Linked DNA regions of Homo sapiens: region 2 is linked to region 1. Evidence: chromatin loops called from intact Hi-C (ENCODE). Cell type or tissue: B cell. All regions are shown on one strand. Links, peaks and the distances in the headings refer to the core of each region. The heading gives the core; the rest is flanking DNA.

What was found. Hi-C counts contacts between places; a loop is a spot of excess contacts. Peaks named below come from ENCODE experiments on the same cell type or tissue, not always from the same donor. Only the 100,000 strongest peaks of a DNase experiment are listed, where the experiment ranks them.
Region 2: it touches region 1 in a loop (2.5-fold over the local background); 28 of 110 quality-filtered maps call a loop at or near these places.

What each region holds. Positions count from the first base shown.
Region 1 is chr4:101,274,856-101,283,201 of GRCh38, forward strand. The region is part of intron 1 of PPP3CA (protein phosphatase 3 catalytic subunit alpha); the gene reads right to left. Among named protein-coding and RNA genes, the nearest start is that of MIR8066, 38 kb to the left of the region's middle. RefSeq lists an enhancer at 4,677-4,971. In B cell, for the core only: no CTCF peak of the experiment used is centred there; DNase peaks (open chromatin) are centred at 346, 4,936 and 7,916; H3K4me3 peaks cover 693 bases; H3K27ac peaks cover 2,531 bases.
Region 2 is chr4:101,334,209-101,342,554 of GRCh38, forward strand. All of the region lies in intron 1 of PPP3CA (protein phosphatase 3 catalytic subunit alpha), which reads right to left. Among named protein-coding and RNA genes, the nearest start is that of MIR1255A, 8.0 kb to the left of the region's middle. In B cell, for the core only: no CTCF peak of the experiment used is centred there; no DNase peak of the experiment used is centred there; H3K27ac peaks cover 5,634 bases.

The DNA of each region.
Region 1 (8,346 bases), core at 47-8,046:
CCTAACAGGTGCTTTCTTATAATCCAAGACACTTTAAGCAATAAAACAATTCATATGAGATAAATTGTGTGAGTAATAGCATTGAAAGCCTTTAATAAGCAATAATTGACATCTTTTTTATTAATCACAAAATGTTCAAAAGTTCAAAAATGAAACTGAATCATTTTCAGTGATTGGGCTCCAAAAAGTTAATTATTTAACATGGCAGAAAGTCTTTCACTGACCCTACTTCCTCATTAGCCTCATTATTTCCTCATAACCCTCATACTTAACGGTATATATTCTTGCCACGAAGAACATCTTTCTGATCTCTAAACTCTCTGCAGCCCTGACTCCAAGCTTCTGCAGTAATTATTCCTTTACTTTCACATCCCTTCTCTCACTAACTTATTTGGTTAACTGCCACCCATATCTCAGGTCCTGGTTTAGTTGTCACTTCTCATAAAGCACCTTCCTGATCCTCAGGGCTGCAGGTAAGCACCTTTCCTATGTACTCTCACAGTACCATGTTCTTATCTGTAATCGCCTATAGAAAGTTATACCTTCTTTCACGTCAAATCCTTAAGAAACACGGTTGCCAGTATATTATAACCTTGTACCACCCATATTCCTTGAGAGCACTGCATAAAAGATATAAGGCTAGGAAAATCATACTACTACCGAGCAGAAATCATTCCAATTATTTTCAAATACACGAGGCTTATCTGAGAAAAACAACAAATGACTTCAACATACTTGCATTTTTAACATTACTGAAGATAAAACCAAAGAATCAAGGTCATTCTCATATTTATCTAAAATTTAACAAAGGTCACATTTTCTTCAGAACAAAGACTCAAAATTATAAAATACTAAGCAAATGATAGTCTACCTATTCCTCTATTTAACTGCTTTTCAATCTTCTTGGCTGGAAGCTTGTTATGTGCAAGGTCACTTTTACATCTTTTTTGTTTGTTTTGGGGTGGTGTGGTTTTTTTCGCTTTTTGTTTTCTGTGTGTATGTGTGGTTTTTTTTTTGTTTTTTGTTTGTTTGTTTGTTTTTTGTTTTTTGTTTTTTTTTGAGACAGGGTCCAGCTCTGTTGCCCAGACTGGAGTGCTGTGGAAATCATAGTTCACTGCAGCCTAGAACTCGAGATCCCAAGAAATTCTCCTGCCTCAGCCTCCTGCGTAGCTGGGATTAAAGGTGCACCATCATGCCCAGCTAATTTTTCTAATTTTTTTGTACAGATAAGATGTGACTATGTTTCCCAGGCTGGTCCCGAACTCCTGGCATCAAGCAATCCTCCTGCCTCAGCTTCCCAGAGCACTAGGATTACAGGCTTGAATCACCGCTCCTGGCCTTATCAAGGTTTTGTATCGAGATTACGGAAACCTGCCCATATTAAACAATGAAGGAAACAAAAAACACCTTTAGAGAAGGACCTCCTCTGAAACTTGTAAGCTGAAGCCTCTAGAACAAAACCAAATTAATATGAGAAGTAATTGGTGTCAAGATGGTGTCTCTAATTCACAGACTCTGAAAGCATAGGTATCAACTTTTTATTTAATAAAAACTATATTATTTTTTTCTGAAAATTAAACAGTTTAAAATAGTTTCAGTCTTTAGTTCAAATTCCTCTTATGCCTTCTCAAACTTTTACACTGAATGTTTTTCATGACTTGTTTTCCATTTTTCCTCACTAGCTTTTCCCCCCACATTTGTCAGGCAGTTTGTTTACATGGTACTTTCACATACATTATCACGCAGTTCATTTCTTCACTCATCCCATCATGCATTCATGTACCATGTATTTATCAGACATCCACTATGTACAGGAAATAGGGTTTGCCTTTGCATGTTTACTATATTAAAATAAAATATGTTGTTTGGAACAGTTTTAGATTTAGAGAAAAAAAAACTGAATGGTAAGTACAGAGTTCCCATTTACCCCTTTACCTCCCACACAGTTTCCCCTATGTTAACATCTTGCATTAGTACTGTATATTTGTTGAAATTAATTGCTGAGCCAGCGTTGATACGTTATTATTAACTAAAGCCCACAGTTTACATTGAGGTTCATTCTTTGTGTTACACATTCTACGGATTTCAACAAATGTATAATGACATCTATCCAGCATTATGGCTAGGACCTGATATTTTCAAAATATTAGGACCTGATATTTTCAGGTCCTAAAAGTCCCCTGTGCTCCACCTATTCATCCCTCTTACTCCCCAGATCTACCCACTTGCCCTGGGATTCACTAACCTTTTCACTGTCACCATATTTTTGCCTTTTCCATAATATCACATAGATGGAATCATACACAGCCTTTTCAAATTCACTTCTTTCACTTACCAATTGACATCTAAGTTTTCTCCATTTCTATGTGGCTTGGTACCTCATTTCTTTATATCTCTGAATAATACCTCATCATATGGATGTACCACAGTTTATCTATCCATTCACTTATTGAAAGACATCTCGGCTATTTGGAAATTAAAAATAAAGCTGCTGTGGACATTTGTGTACGGGTTTTTGCGTGGACCTACATTTCCAATTCATTTAGGTAAATATCAAAAAACGCATTTTAAAAATTTAGTAACAAAGTTAACACTTGATTTGTTTAAATGTCCCAATTTGACAGAAATTGCTCTTCTATTTGCATTTACTTATGAATATTCAGATAATATAGTATGCAAAAGTTTCTAATGGTTCTTGTCTCCTCAGAGGTCCATCTTGCACATTCAACTTACGCATGCCTACAATTCCTGTTAGACAAAAATAGCCATTATTTCTCTAAATGTACATAGCATAGCAAAAATGCTCCCCAAAATTTAAATCAATCTATAAATGTGCATTGGCTTTTACATTTTCCAGTGACAAACCTAAGCCAAATCAAGTCAACAATATTTATTAAGTACCTACTATGGGCAAATCACAGACCCTGCTGGCTGCAAACAGGGTTTTCTACTTGTCAGTGGTCTAAGAGTGTTCAGGATTCTGTCTACACCAGTGACTCACAATGTTCTTTAGAAGAAAATTCCATGAAAACCAAAGCAGTAAGTCATAACACTGAGATAGTGACTATATTAGTCCTATAAATCCCCTTCCTAATCTTCCTAGGATCAGTCCTGATTTTTCTTAAAGCCTATATAAAACCAGATATGTTTTTCCCAGTTCACAACATTGAATCTAGCATATAAAACTCCATTTGCTTTATACGGAGAAAGGGCCACTTCTTAATTCTGGCACCAAACATAAAAAATGAAACTTTAAAAGCTATTAGTAAAAAAAAAAAAAAAAATAAAAAAATTAAAAAGTTATTTTAACTACGACTTTTAAATTCAATGTTATGAAATAAATTTAACACTGCAATTATTTTGCCATATTCAGTTTCTTAATTATAAGCTTACAATGAGGTAAGCATGTCTTTAAAATATATTCAATTTTATTTAAAGATTGCTTAGTCTACCTGTCATTTGTCAGCCCTCTGCTATTACCCCATTACCCCAAATTTTGCCTCTCACTAACCCTCAGAATTAGGTCCATTAACTGCCCCAAAGACACCTGATCCCCTCCTCATCACTCCCTCTACCACCTTCCCAGCTGCAGTGGCTTAGAAATAGCTGCTGCTCAGAAACAGACCTCTCCATATTGAACTTGGAGCTCTCAAACTATGTTTCCTGAGACTCTTGCTCTGCTATAAAGCAGACTGCGGATACCACAGAGGTGGAATATTAACTTCATTGTGTCCTGAAAAACAACTGATCATGAAGGCCAACCAGGCCTACCCATAATTCTGAGGTGTGTCGGCAATGTTATATATAGGTAGGGTTTGCGTGGGCAGTCCCAGTTTATGTCTGTTACAACTTTTATCTTCAAAGCATCCTGATTTACACAATAAATTAGAAGTTCACCCTGGTCATAAGCACCCCTTCATTCTACACATTCACTTTATATTTTCCCTACCATCCCTTTAAACAATCACCCCCGTGGACATCTGGCCCCCTTTGTGCCACTGGCTATCAAAACTTTCTGAGCTTTAACTACAAGGATTCTGTAGCCACCACTTTTCATACACACTATATTCTATGCAGGCCCATTTTTAAATATGACAGATTTGTTTTATGAAAACCGATCAATTTCCCAATAAAGCCTTTCTCTTCCAAACTAAAAAATGTAATTAAAATGTCTTGCATCAGACTTAGAAGCATAAAATTACCAGAAATAAATCACAAACCAATCACCTTCTCACTGAAAAAAGTTAGGACAATGTTCTAAAGTCAAAAATAGCAATTGTTACAGAATTAATAGTAAAGATGAGTGCCTAGAATTAAAAAAGAAAAGGGTAGCCACACACACACACAATTCAATTACATTTTACAAATGGCAAGGTCAAAAAAAAATGTGTGATCCAAGAGCAGCAAATGGATGAGTAACAGTAAGGCAGAGGTTCAAGGTGAGAAACAAGTTTGGGGTAGCTTAATTAAGGATCTAAGGAATGACATTTAGAAAGCAGAATAAAGTAACAGGCAGGAGAAAGGCTGCAGGAGGTCCTAGAGAGTTAGAAGCAGAGTAAGAGCCAGTAAGCAGTTGACCAACATCAGATACCTGACTCTGCTGTGCTTGTGGGGCAGCCAATGATCAATTAGAATTTCCGTTAGTAAAGAGTGGGAAAAAGCATTCCCATGACTCACATGGGATAATTGCTAAATGGTTAATGCTGTATATAACTGCGTATTTTGTATCAGAATAAGTACAGCCCTCCAAAAGATAACTTGCAGAGTCATTCATCAGCTTCAACTGAGCAGCCTGATTGAAACCAGCTGAGCCAATGACATCACCACAGGCTTTTTACTATAAAAAGGGCAAGCTCTGTGAGGTCAGGAAGTAGAACTAAGCTCCGTGAACAGAAGCCAAGCTGAAAGAGGGAAGAGCCAAGAGAAGTTCAGAGAAGAGACTCATTCCAAGAAGAAGCTAGAATGAGCAATTTGCTCAGAGACAGCTGCAGAAGAAAAAGGCACACAATGGAAATCTTCCTTTAAGAATAAGGGGCTGCTGTTTCTCACTAAAGAAGTAAGTTATCTAAAGTGAAGTTTCAAAGGAGAAATTGACGGAAGCACTTTCACATTTTCAGTTCCTGGAACTGAAATCAACTATAACATCATCGTGGTAGTAATGTTCATGTAGTCTTTTCCCTCAATGTATATTAATTGAGCACTTACTATGGACCAGGCACTGTAGTAAGAAATGGGAACACATTAGCGAATAAAATGGACAAAAGTCACTGCCCTCTTAGAGCATATATTCTTGGAATGTAAAGCAATAAACAGACAAATATACGGCATGTCAAATAAGCATTAGAGAGAAAATTAAGAAGAAAAAGTAGCCAGATTGAGAATAGTGATATTTGAGCAGACGTAAGGAGGTGGGGAGACTAAGCCATGTGGGTATCTGGGAGAAAAGCATGGCAAACAGAGGTAATAGCAAATATAAAGGCCTTGAGCTGTGAATCTGTTTTCTTTTTTAAATAAATATCAAGAAGGCCACCATTACTGCTCAGAAAGAACAAGGGAAAGCAAGAGTCTGAGTGTGGACAAGTTAATTTAGACAGGCAAGTGAAAGTGTTAAGCAGGTATTTTGTATATATGAGACTAGAGGCACTGAGGAAAGATTCAAACTGTAGATAAAAACTGGAAACGGACCAGGTGTGGTGGCTCATGCCTGTAATCCCAGCACTGTAGGAGGCCGAGGCGGGTGGATCACCTGAGGTCAGGAGTTCGAGACCGGCCTAGCCAACATAGTGAAACCCCATCTCTACTAAAAATACAAAAATTAGCCGGGCATGGTGGCATGCACCTGCAGTTCCAGCTACTTGGGAGGCTGAGGCTGGAGAATCACTTGAACCCAGGAGGCAGAGGCTGCAGTGAGCTGAGATCACCTCATTGCACTCCAGCCTGGGTGACAGAGCCAGACTCAGTCTCAAAAAAAAAAAAAAAAACTGGAAACCATCAGTGTCATACATAAAAGAAGAATGCTTGAGCTCACTCCACAAATGCATTATATAGAAAAGAGAAGGGGGCATTCCAATGGTTAAATGGTTAGAGACTGGAGAAACAAAGAAGAAATAGGAAAAAAAAATGACTGAGAGAGAACAGCCTATGATGCAGGAGGAGAACCAAGAGCATGTGATTTGCAAGTACTCCAGAGAAGAATGTGTTCCGGGAGAGACAGTGTGATCAGCTGTGTTAAATGCTATGCTAAGTCAAATTAGATGAGCCTGCTATTCAACCTGACAACACTGAGGTTATTGGAGACTTTGACAAAAGAAGGCTCTGAAGCAGTGAATGAGGAAAAGCTTTGGAGAGGGTTCAAGGAAGAATGGGAGAAGAGCAATTTGAGACAGTGAACGTACATAATTCTTTTGGAGAGTTTTGCTCTGAAGAGAAATGCAGCAGTAGCTGGATAAGAACATGGGCTCAGGAGAAGCTTTATTATTTCAAGACAGTAAAAACTATGGCATCTTCTGCTAATGAGTATGATCCAACAAAGAATAGAAAATGCTGATGCAGAAAAGAGGACTTCCTGGGGCAATGCTCTTAAATACGTAAGAGGGGGTGAGATCCAGTAAAGAAGCCTTGGCTCTTCTTTGGTCTAAGTGAAATTTAATGTGTATGGATTATAATATAATTTGATTTGTATAAAAAGTTAATATAATTGAGTTGGCTATGAATGAGAATGTATCAAAAAAATTTGCCACAACTTTCTGAAAGTCTTAAGTTATTTAGGCTATGCTACAGATGGTTTTTAAGTCAATCAAATGTAATAAGAAAGTGGTTAAACATTCAGCATCCAACTCAACTAAGTCAATCGAATGTAATAAGAAAGTGGTTAAACAGCATTCAACTCAAGTAAGAAAACAAACTAGGTTCTTCCATAATTTCATTTTAATTTTATATAGTGAAAAAAGCATCCTCCCTAAATTAATCAAAATGCTTGTCTACATATAACAAAGACAGACTTGCTAGTTATTGAGGGTCTTTTTCCTGTACTAGTTGCCAAATGACAAACCTGGGGAGGAAAACAGAAGAATCTGCATTCAACATACATTCAGTTAGACCTCAGGGGGCCTATAAATACACATTCATGGAGCTTTCCATATCTACAAAAATTGATATTTGATATCCCTCCACCCCATACCTTTTCCTGGGAAAAGCTAGTCCAGAAAATGAGAATATATTATCTTCGCATCTATGGCAAGTTTGAAAGTGACTTGCAGTTATTCTATATGAGCTTAGATAATCCACTACCAAAATCATTTTAAATCTGGCTTAACTGCTAAGGCCAATTTTGAGTAGAAGTGTTTTTGACAGTCAAAGCCTTGATAACCACTTCACACCTACCTAGAGGCCCCTGCAACCAAGAGCTAAGTGGCAACAGAAAAAAACTACAGTTTTTCTATCCTATCTGTGAAAACCAGAAGAATGACAAAGGTGATTAGATGAGTGAAATGTGATGGACAGACCTCACTACAATTCATGTTAGATACAGGTCCAGACCTCTTCCCAGAAGATTGCTTTAAGTTGGTAAGACATGGACTTACCTGATAGGTCCTGAATTCCACTGGCCTGTTCTAAATGACAGCGCAGTCAGCATATTCCCTGGATTGGACTGATCTCAGGGCTTCTAGTCCTGGCTTCCTGTGTCAAGGTAGTGTTTGACTCACACTCATTCTGGGTTCTTCCCCATTTCTTCTTTGGTCTATTCACTTGTTGATTTTGCAACCCAAATAATACTATTGTCAATAGATGTCCAAAGACTGGGGTAGAATTAATTTAACATAATGCATGTGGCTGCTTAAACACCCTAGCAAGCTTCCCTTCCTGAGCCTGCTGAGATGCAGGAAGTAAAGCAAGGCTCCCACCCACCTCGCACCACAGAAACATGGCTGATTTACACAGAGGAGGAAAACCTGTTTCCGGGGCAGTCCCCAACATATTTAGCATGGACTTTTAAAACAGCTCATCCAACTCTAATTTGAAATCTAACTTTGATAAAATAAGCAGCCATTTTAAGTAAATGCCTTTCTTTTCTATCTATCCTTCACTTATCTGGGTCAAGTATTATTTGGTTCATATGTATTAAATAATAAGAGTTAATTTTATAGGTTCACATAATACAATTAACACATTCTCAATCAAAGCTCTTTCTTCATGTTTTAAAAATGTAAAACAAAACAAAAAACCCTTCAAAATCAAAACCTGCACTACTCAGTTTTCTCACAAATTATTAGTATTACCACTTTACAGGAAAATAAAAATTTACGGGAAAGCGTCAAATTTCAAAAAGATGGTTTTCAAACACTT
Region 2 (8,346 bases), core at 266-8,265, 60 kb after region 1:
ACTGCAACCTCCACCTCCCAGGTTCAAGCGATTCTCTTGCCTCAGCCTCCCAAGTAGCTGGGATTACAGGCGCATGACACCACGCACAGCTAATTTTTATATTTTTAGTGGAAATGATTTTTTGCCATGTTGGCCAGGCTGGTCTAAAACTCCTGACCGCAGGAGATCCACCCACCCGGCCTCCCAAAGTGCTGGAATTACAAGTGTGAGCCACCGCGCCCAACCCCCGAGTGACAATTTCAAAGAGGCATGGGATATGGATTTAAAAAGAAGCATGAAAGTTAACTCTCAAAAAGGCTCCTGAATAACAGGATTTTTTTCCTAGATTCAACATTACCCAAAAGGAAAAAAATTTAAATTAGTCAGTTAATTATGTTTTAAATATCAGTTACTTCTGAAATATCTATCAAAAAAGCAATTCTTATCTTAAACAATCATGAAATTTCAGGTATGGTAGTCTCTGGAGATGTGTGAGGAGAGAAGACTTCATAAAGCACTTTGAAGTCACCCCAAATGTGCCTACCTAAATGTTTCAAGATTATTCAATTTACAGACTGGCTAGCAAAGGCACAGTCTCCCATGACAGGTCTCGGCCTTTCTTCCCCCCAGAGATATACATGATATAACATTCACTTCTACGAAACACTAGGATAAACAAATCCAGATTCTAATGAACCACTATAAAAAAAAATGTTCAGGGAAATACACACATATGTAATTTCCACTGTGATTAAAGACTTATCAGTAAGATCAAGCAACTGCAATTTATACAAAATGCCCACCATGACAGTTGCAGCTCCATCCCTTCATGTCAGAATGCAAGTGAAAGTAGCATTTTAGGGTTGAACGTAAATCCACTCTCGTTTATACGTAGATATCTTAAAATAAGTCATCTGCAAACTTCTTTAGGTTATCAGTAGCTGTTAATACCTCACAGCTGAGTTTAACACAACACTGTGTTGACACCATAGTTGGAAGCCACTGGTCTCCTTCATATCTCAGTGAAACTGAAACTAGTTATCAAATTACAACCAATTTTACTACATTTGCCAAATTCAATGGCGTTAGGAGCAGACAATCTTCAAAGATTAGGCACAAGTGAAAGCAAGCAGAAGAGGCAGGTTTGGCTCTGGTCAAGTGAGGTGCTGAGCTAGCTGTCTTTGTGGCATGATTTGAAAAGCAAATAAAGGGGGCATGGCCTGTCTCTCAATAGCCCCACTATCACCACATGGTGCTATGCTTTCATCCTGTCTTTATTACTTGCCTGTATTATAAATGAAAGGTGAGAGCAATGCCTTTAGAAAGTCACTGTTAAAACGCGTCTGCTATCTAGGTTTTACAGACTTCTACTTATAGACCAGATTAGGCGTTTGACAACTTGAAACTGCCTAAGTTCTGGGAAAAAATAACAAGGGAATTTCAATGGGAAAGGCATGAGAACTAAGAGCATCATGACTGGCAATCCTCACCCTCCCAAAGGGTATCTCGGGATGCTAAACTGGGCCCACCTATGAAAGACTTCTGAGTTCCAAGTTGGCATGAGGACACAGAAGGGCAAGCAAGAGTACCAAGGAAGAGAGCACAAGATGCTGGAGGTTCCATGGAAGAAGTCAGTCAAGATCAACCTTTGTTCACTTCTCCATTTTCAAGGGACTCCAATAGACTGACCTGGATTTAAAGGTAGACTCCTAGGATGGAGGAGGACCTAGAAACTGGCCGGGCATGGTGGCTCACACTTGTAATCCCAGCACTTTGGGAGGCCGAGGTGGGTGGATCACCTGAGGTCAGGAGTTCAAGACCAGCCTGGTCAATATGGTGAAACCCCATCTCTACTAAAAATACACACACACACAAAAATTAGCCAGGCATGGTGGCAAATGCCTGTAGTCCCAGCTACTTGGGAGGCTGAGGTGGAAGAATGGCTTGAATCCAGGAGGCGGAGCTTGCAATGAGCCAAGATCACACCACTGGGCTCCAGCCTGGGCAACAAGAGCAAAACTTTGTCCCCCACCTCCAAAAAAAAAGCAAACAAAAACATGCTGGGTGAGGAATAGCTAGAAGACTTAAGAACAAGAAAGCTGGCCGGCCGCAGTGGCTCACGCCTGTAATCCCAGCACTTTGGGAGGCCAAGGCAGGTGGATCACTTGAGGTCAGGAGTTCAAGACCAGCTTGACCAACATAGTGAAACCCATCTCTACTAAAAATACAAAAAAATTAGCCAGGCATGGTGGCGCATGCCTGTAGTCCCAGTTACTGGGGAGACTGAGGCACAAGAATCGTTTGAACTTCAGGAGCCGGAGGTTGCAGTGAGCCAAGATCGTGCCACTGCACTCCAGCCTGGGCAACAGAGTGAAACTGTCTTAAAAAAAAAATGAAAAAAAAAAAAAAAGAAAGCTGTTTTTAATAGCAAATGAGCTCTCTGGAGGCAAACAGGTAAGACTTATTCTATGGAATTCTGTAGGACAATGCTAAGAACAAGTAATATATATTCAAAGCATCAGATTGTAATCAAGAATAAGAAAATATTTCTTCAAAGCAGACTTGTCCAGGATGGAGTGAGAGGTATATGGAATAGGGAGCTGCCTCTCACTAGATGTGTACATGCAGGGGCGGGATTCTATCCATCAGAGAGGCTGGAGAGGGAGTTCCACATTAGAGATAGCCTAAGCTAGAATTCTGGTGTACCTTCCAATTCTGGGAGTCTCATTTGTAGGCCTAAATTCAGGCATGAGCAAGTGTAAGAGATCAAAGGTCTCCCCTACATCCCCCAATCCTTCTCCCCAGCAAATAGAGGGTTCTGAGCCAGACAGAAAATTAGATTTCCATGGTTCCTTCCAGCTTCAAAATGCCATAATTTTAGGCTTAGACTATTCTTCAGCACACATAAAGTTCACATTTACAACAAAAATAAATAAGAATCATCTATTCTCTCCATTCAGAAGATTCCCATAAACCATCCCAATGTTAAATGCCCCTAACTGGTTAAATTTTTTTAAAAATCACCTAATTCTCTGATGCTTCTAAATATTTTCTCTTCTTTAGTTGACTGGGGTGATGAACAACTTCTGAGTATGATCCACTACAGAAAGAGACTTTCTAATATTTGAAGCCTCTAGTTAAATCACCACTCACCCTTTTTTGTTCAGACTGAATAATCTCTCACTTCCTGTCACAATTTATTTAAAGTCCTTTAATCATCTTGGGGACTGTTTTGTAAAACATACTCCAAAATTTAACACATCCGTTTCTGGAAGGGCACGTGGAACGAGATAGAGTACTCAGGGAGAATTCTGACCAGAGGCGAGGACAACAGAGATTCCCTCCTGGTTGCTGAATGCAAATCAACAGAAGCTAACAGTGAGATTTTATGTAGGAAACTATAGTTTCCTTAGTCTTCAACTCTTTGAAATGAAAGTATTTCTGTGTTAGTGAGACAAAGTATATCCCGGCCCATGTGAGAGACTGGAAATATTCATTCAGAACAAAAATAAAATGGAGCTTGGAAAGGCCCAGCTGGCTTTCTTTAACCAGAAGTCATACAACCACATCTGGGGTAGCGCAGCTTTAGCGGTCTTCTGTAAGGATGGGACTAAGAGCAAGTGCCTCACTATACTGCCACTCTGTTGGTGTGGAGTCCAGTACTGAGCTTTTCTAAAAACACTCACCATGCAGACATGCCATCAGGAGAGGTGACTCATGAGCAGCCTGTACTCGTGATGGGCCTGAAGATTTTTTATTGGTATATACACAGTAAGTTATCACCTATCGGGGTGTACAGTATGTTTTAATCTCTGTTCTAATTCCTAATCTTATACATTTTTATTCATTTGAATTTGCACATTGTGAAGACTAATATGGGCCTCCCATATGCTTGTCAAATGGCTCTCCCCTCAATTTAGTATCATCACCTGTCTTCCTGAGAAAGAAACCATCACTCACCTTTGAGGAAATCAACCTATACACCTTGTGACAATAATCCATTAAAAGTCAAGCACTCCCTATGGGAAGGCCACTTCTGCCAGTTATGCTTCTGCATGCTGGCTACCGAGCAAAATCCATATAATGCCAGTTAATAAAATACAGCACTTCAAAAACTCACAGGAAAACACACTTCTACAAAGACTGGAGCTTACAAGTCAAGACTCATCAGACATTTGTGTACTGATCACGATTTAAGATTGACAAAATTTCAAAACATAAAGGAACCCCATAATTTAGAAATTTAAATCCATCTTATCCTTTGTTATTTCATTCCTGTAACAACTATGTATCAAATGCCTATTCTACAGCAGGCCCTGTGCTAGAGCTAAAGACACAAAAGTAGATAGAACTTCTGTCTCTAGGACTTTCCACCTCCTGGGGAGGAGAGGCAGACAAGGAAACAAGTCATCACAGCAACATGCTCTTATCAAGGTGTCCTCTGTGAGAAGGAAGAGGCTCAATTCCTTTATTCTAAGTGAAGGTGTCAGGAGATGCAGGTCTCAAAGGAGGTAACTTCTGAACTGAAGCTCGAAAGAAGAGAACTGAATGATCAGGAGAACATTTGTTATCCCAATAATCAGGCCCAGCAGAACAGGAATGTGTGTAACTTTAATAGCATTAAATATACATGAACCAACAATGCCAGATTTATCATTTTTTAAAATCAAATTCCTTTGTAAAAAGCAAACAAAAAATAAAACAAACTTGAATTCCTGACTCAGGTTCCATCTTTTTAAGAATATATCTTGCTTTTAATTTAACTTGATAAAACAGCATAACTTACAAGATGTTTTAAAAACAAATGTCAACGGATGGCTCAAAGCCCACTTGTGAGAATCTAAGGAGACAGCAGCGTTAGTGCCACCTTTTTCTTAACTTTTCATAGCCCATGTATCTTTCCACTGGATGGCATCCAATGACATTTTGGGGGCCAGAGAAGGGAAGGAGGTCATGTTGGAGAAGGCAGCATTTCTGGATTACAGAAGCATTATAGGAAATGATATATTGAGATGTAAACAGGGAAAGAGGTTTTTTCCAATTTGTTCTTTTTCATGAAATTTACCAGGTCATTTTATCTTCAAGTCCAAATCTAGACAATAACTAAAATACACAAATCATCCAATAATCAAACACTCAGTGATTAACATATTTTTTCTCATTTGTCAGAAATTGACCAGCCTAAAGGGGAATACAATAAAAACTGAAAGACAGCTGTCAGGTTCAAGCAAATAAATTAAATTGAATAGAACTTAGCCTTTTACATTCAGCAGGGACAAAGTGAGTTCAAGTGACCGAACAGAACAGCTCTCATTCTAATTGTGTAACCTTATTAATGCCTCCTTCTCATACTCCATGCCCTGATTGGGCTGGAGAAAGAAGCACTCCAATTCGCCAGTCACCATACAGAACCAGTTACAAATGGAACTTAATATAATACACTCAAAATAAAAACAATTTAGAAGGCTTCAGGAGGCACATGAGAATTTTACAATATCCATCTCATTCAAAAGAATTTATTCAGTGCATTTAATAAGCAAGGCATTGAGCTAGGGACCAATAAGACAATGACCATTTTTTCCAAACTAAAACTCTGAATACAAATATTAACAATTTTATGCAACTTCCAAGTATATGCAGCAACCAAGACACATAGTTTAGACACTGACATACTAGAATTTCCAAAACATTCTGATATTACATAGAAAGAACTGGACATTTTAAATAAAAACTACTACTAATTCTTCCCCAAAGAAAGGAAAACTGGGACAATAAAATCACCACAGAAAGACTCTAAGTCTAAGAATCTTAGAGCTGATGAAAATTTTTTTAATTTAGCTCCATATAAATAAAACTCTCTCTTTGAACATCAACCATCATTCTTCCGGTTTCACAGTTGTCAAAAGTACCTGAAATTGACAAACATTGTAAACTAGTATGTCATAATATTGAGATAGCTTTTATAAATCCCTGATATCTATTTGTTTCCCTCTTTTGCAGACAGACACAAGCAAAATTTCCAGTTGCAAGAGACAGAAGTTCACAGACAGGTAGACCATTTTTTAAAATAGAGTCATAGTATATTTTGCTGTGAGACAAAAGCATGGATAAGGAAAACAAAAAGGACAGCAAAGTTCTATTCCTCTCTATGATGGTCTCAAAAAGAATCTACCTGAATTCCAAAAACATAGCATTTTAATAATTTATTGCCACTTTGTCAGTGAGGGCTTTTATTTTTTTAATATCTAAAGCTTCCACTACCCGAGTGCATATTTGTTAAAACGGATTTGAGATACCAGCAACTGGGCTAGGTCATAAAGTTGATAACCCATCTGATTTAAGCCATTATTCAGAACCCCTAACCATGGAGGAATACACAATTGTTATTTCACTTCTCATATGAAATATAATTGATGGATTCATATAAAAGATGGAATTATTGTAAAATAAAATGATTTTAAAATGCTGAAAATGTCAAGAGTACTAAAGACTTAATTTACAAACTGAAATCCTATTTCATTGCCTACATCAGTCCTACCTAATGACTGCTTTAAAAATAGGAATGCAACACCTCAGAATCACTGGCTGATATTTTCACCTGAGCCTGCTCTAGAAATTAACAAAATCATCAAATCTGAAGATTTTGTTTGTCAAACCAGAGCATCAGTGTGGGTCATTAAGTGGAGTTCAGAAAAACAGGCTTAAGACAACATCCTTCAAAATGAAAGTAAATAACATTCTTTTGCAGGAGAGTATACTATTCTATTTCTGTGTATATATTTACCTGAACAGAAAGCAATGTTTAACAGTATTTCTTTATAAACCTCAGGCCAAGGTCAGACTAAATTATAATATTTATCACCAGAATTTGATGTCTGCTAAAAACAGAAATATAAAAAGCTTCCTCTCCTAATCAAACTATTTTACATAGTTAATTATTTAGTAAAACAAAATGCGAAATGAAATGTGAAGATATCTTAAATATACCAAAAGAAGTGGCCATTTTCTTTTTTTCTTTTTCTTTTTTTTTTTTTTAAGAGATATGGTCTTGCTATGTTGCCCAAGCTTCCACCTCAGCATCCCAAAGTGCTAGGATTATAGGTGTGAGCCACCACACCTGGCCAGTGGCAATTTTCAAAAATGTTTTCAAGCAAGAAAAGCCTCTTTAATAAAGAAAATAATGTGTTTACACTTACCTGTAACCATTCTATCTATTCTGTCTCCACTTCTTTAACTATAAAAATAAATGTCATCATAAGCTACTCTTGACCCAAGGCACTCATGGCTTTCAATGCTAATGGTTCTGACTATTCTCAGGTGACCAGAAAATACATAACACGTGTCATTTCTAATTCTGTGTTAGCAGTGACTGAATCGCCATTACCAGGCAGTGGACAAAGTGTTAACCACACACTCCCCATTTCCCATTTGATTATCCTTCGGTCCTCACAAGTTGACAGTGGATACAATTACTCCCCTTTTATGTATAGAGAAAGTTAGCCTGTGAAGTTATAACATATACCAGTGGAATTACAGAAAGCTGAAGTTCAAGGTCTCACCATATCCCTCTTGTATATCAAGAGACTGCTACATCAGAAAGTTGCTGGAAAAAAATTGACAAAATGATTTTTAGTAATTATCAAAATTCTATATCATGAATCACCACCATTCTTCATAGTTCTAGAAGTATTCAAAATGGTAATTTAACCATATTTGCTAAAAGGAGAGTGAGTATCTGCAAAAATGCTGTTTTCCAATGAGGTCACCCTAAATGGATTCTTTATTTGGTGTCATAATTAGTTTCAAATTTACACATAGCTGACACAAAAAAAGATAAGGAAAAGCATGAGAGGCCAATTACAAAAGTTATAAATGAATGGTCTATCAAAATTATATTTCATCTCGCTAAAATTACAAATAAAACAAAGAGACAAATAGATTTTAAAAGGCATATTTTTAAACAAATCTTAGAGTAAACCTCATTAATTAGATTCTAGATGTTAATTTTTTCCTATTTTAACTGGATGTCTTAAGATAAACTGTCCATTTAAAATAAGGGTTCTATCCCACACTTCTCAGAAAAACTATTATCTTCAAAATGTTGATTATTCTAATTGATGGCATTTTAGAATCACTGGAATTCCCCTGAATCCCAGTCTCAATTGTTGCATTAATCATTAAATTTACTGAATGTTTTTACAACAATGCACTTGTGTTATATTCACTTTATAATAGTCCCAAAAGGAAATGTTAATAAATAGACCAACCTAACTCGTAACGAACAGGATGAATTTGCATACTGTTCACTAAGTATTGAAAAGAATTTGTTCTCTTGGTATATTAACAATGCTGGAACTATGTTGTTTA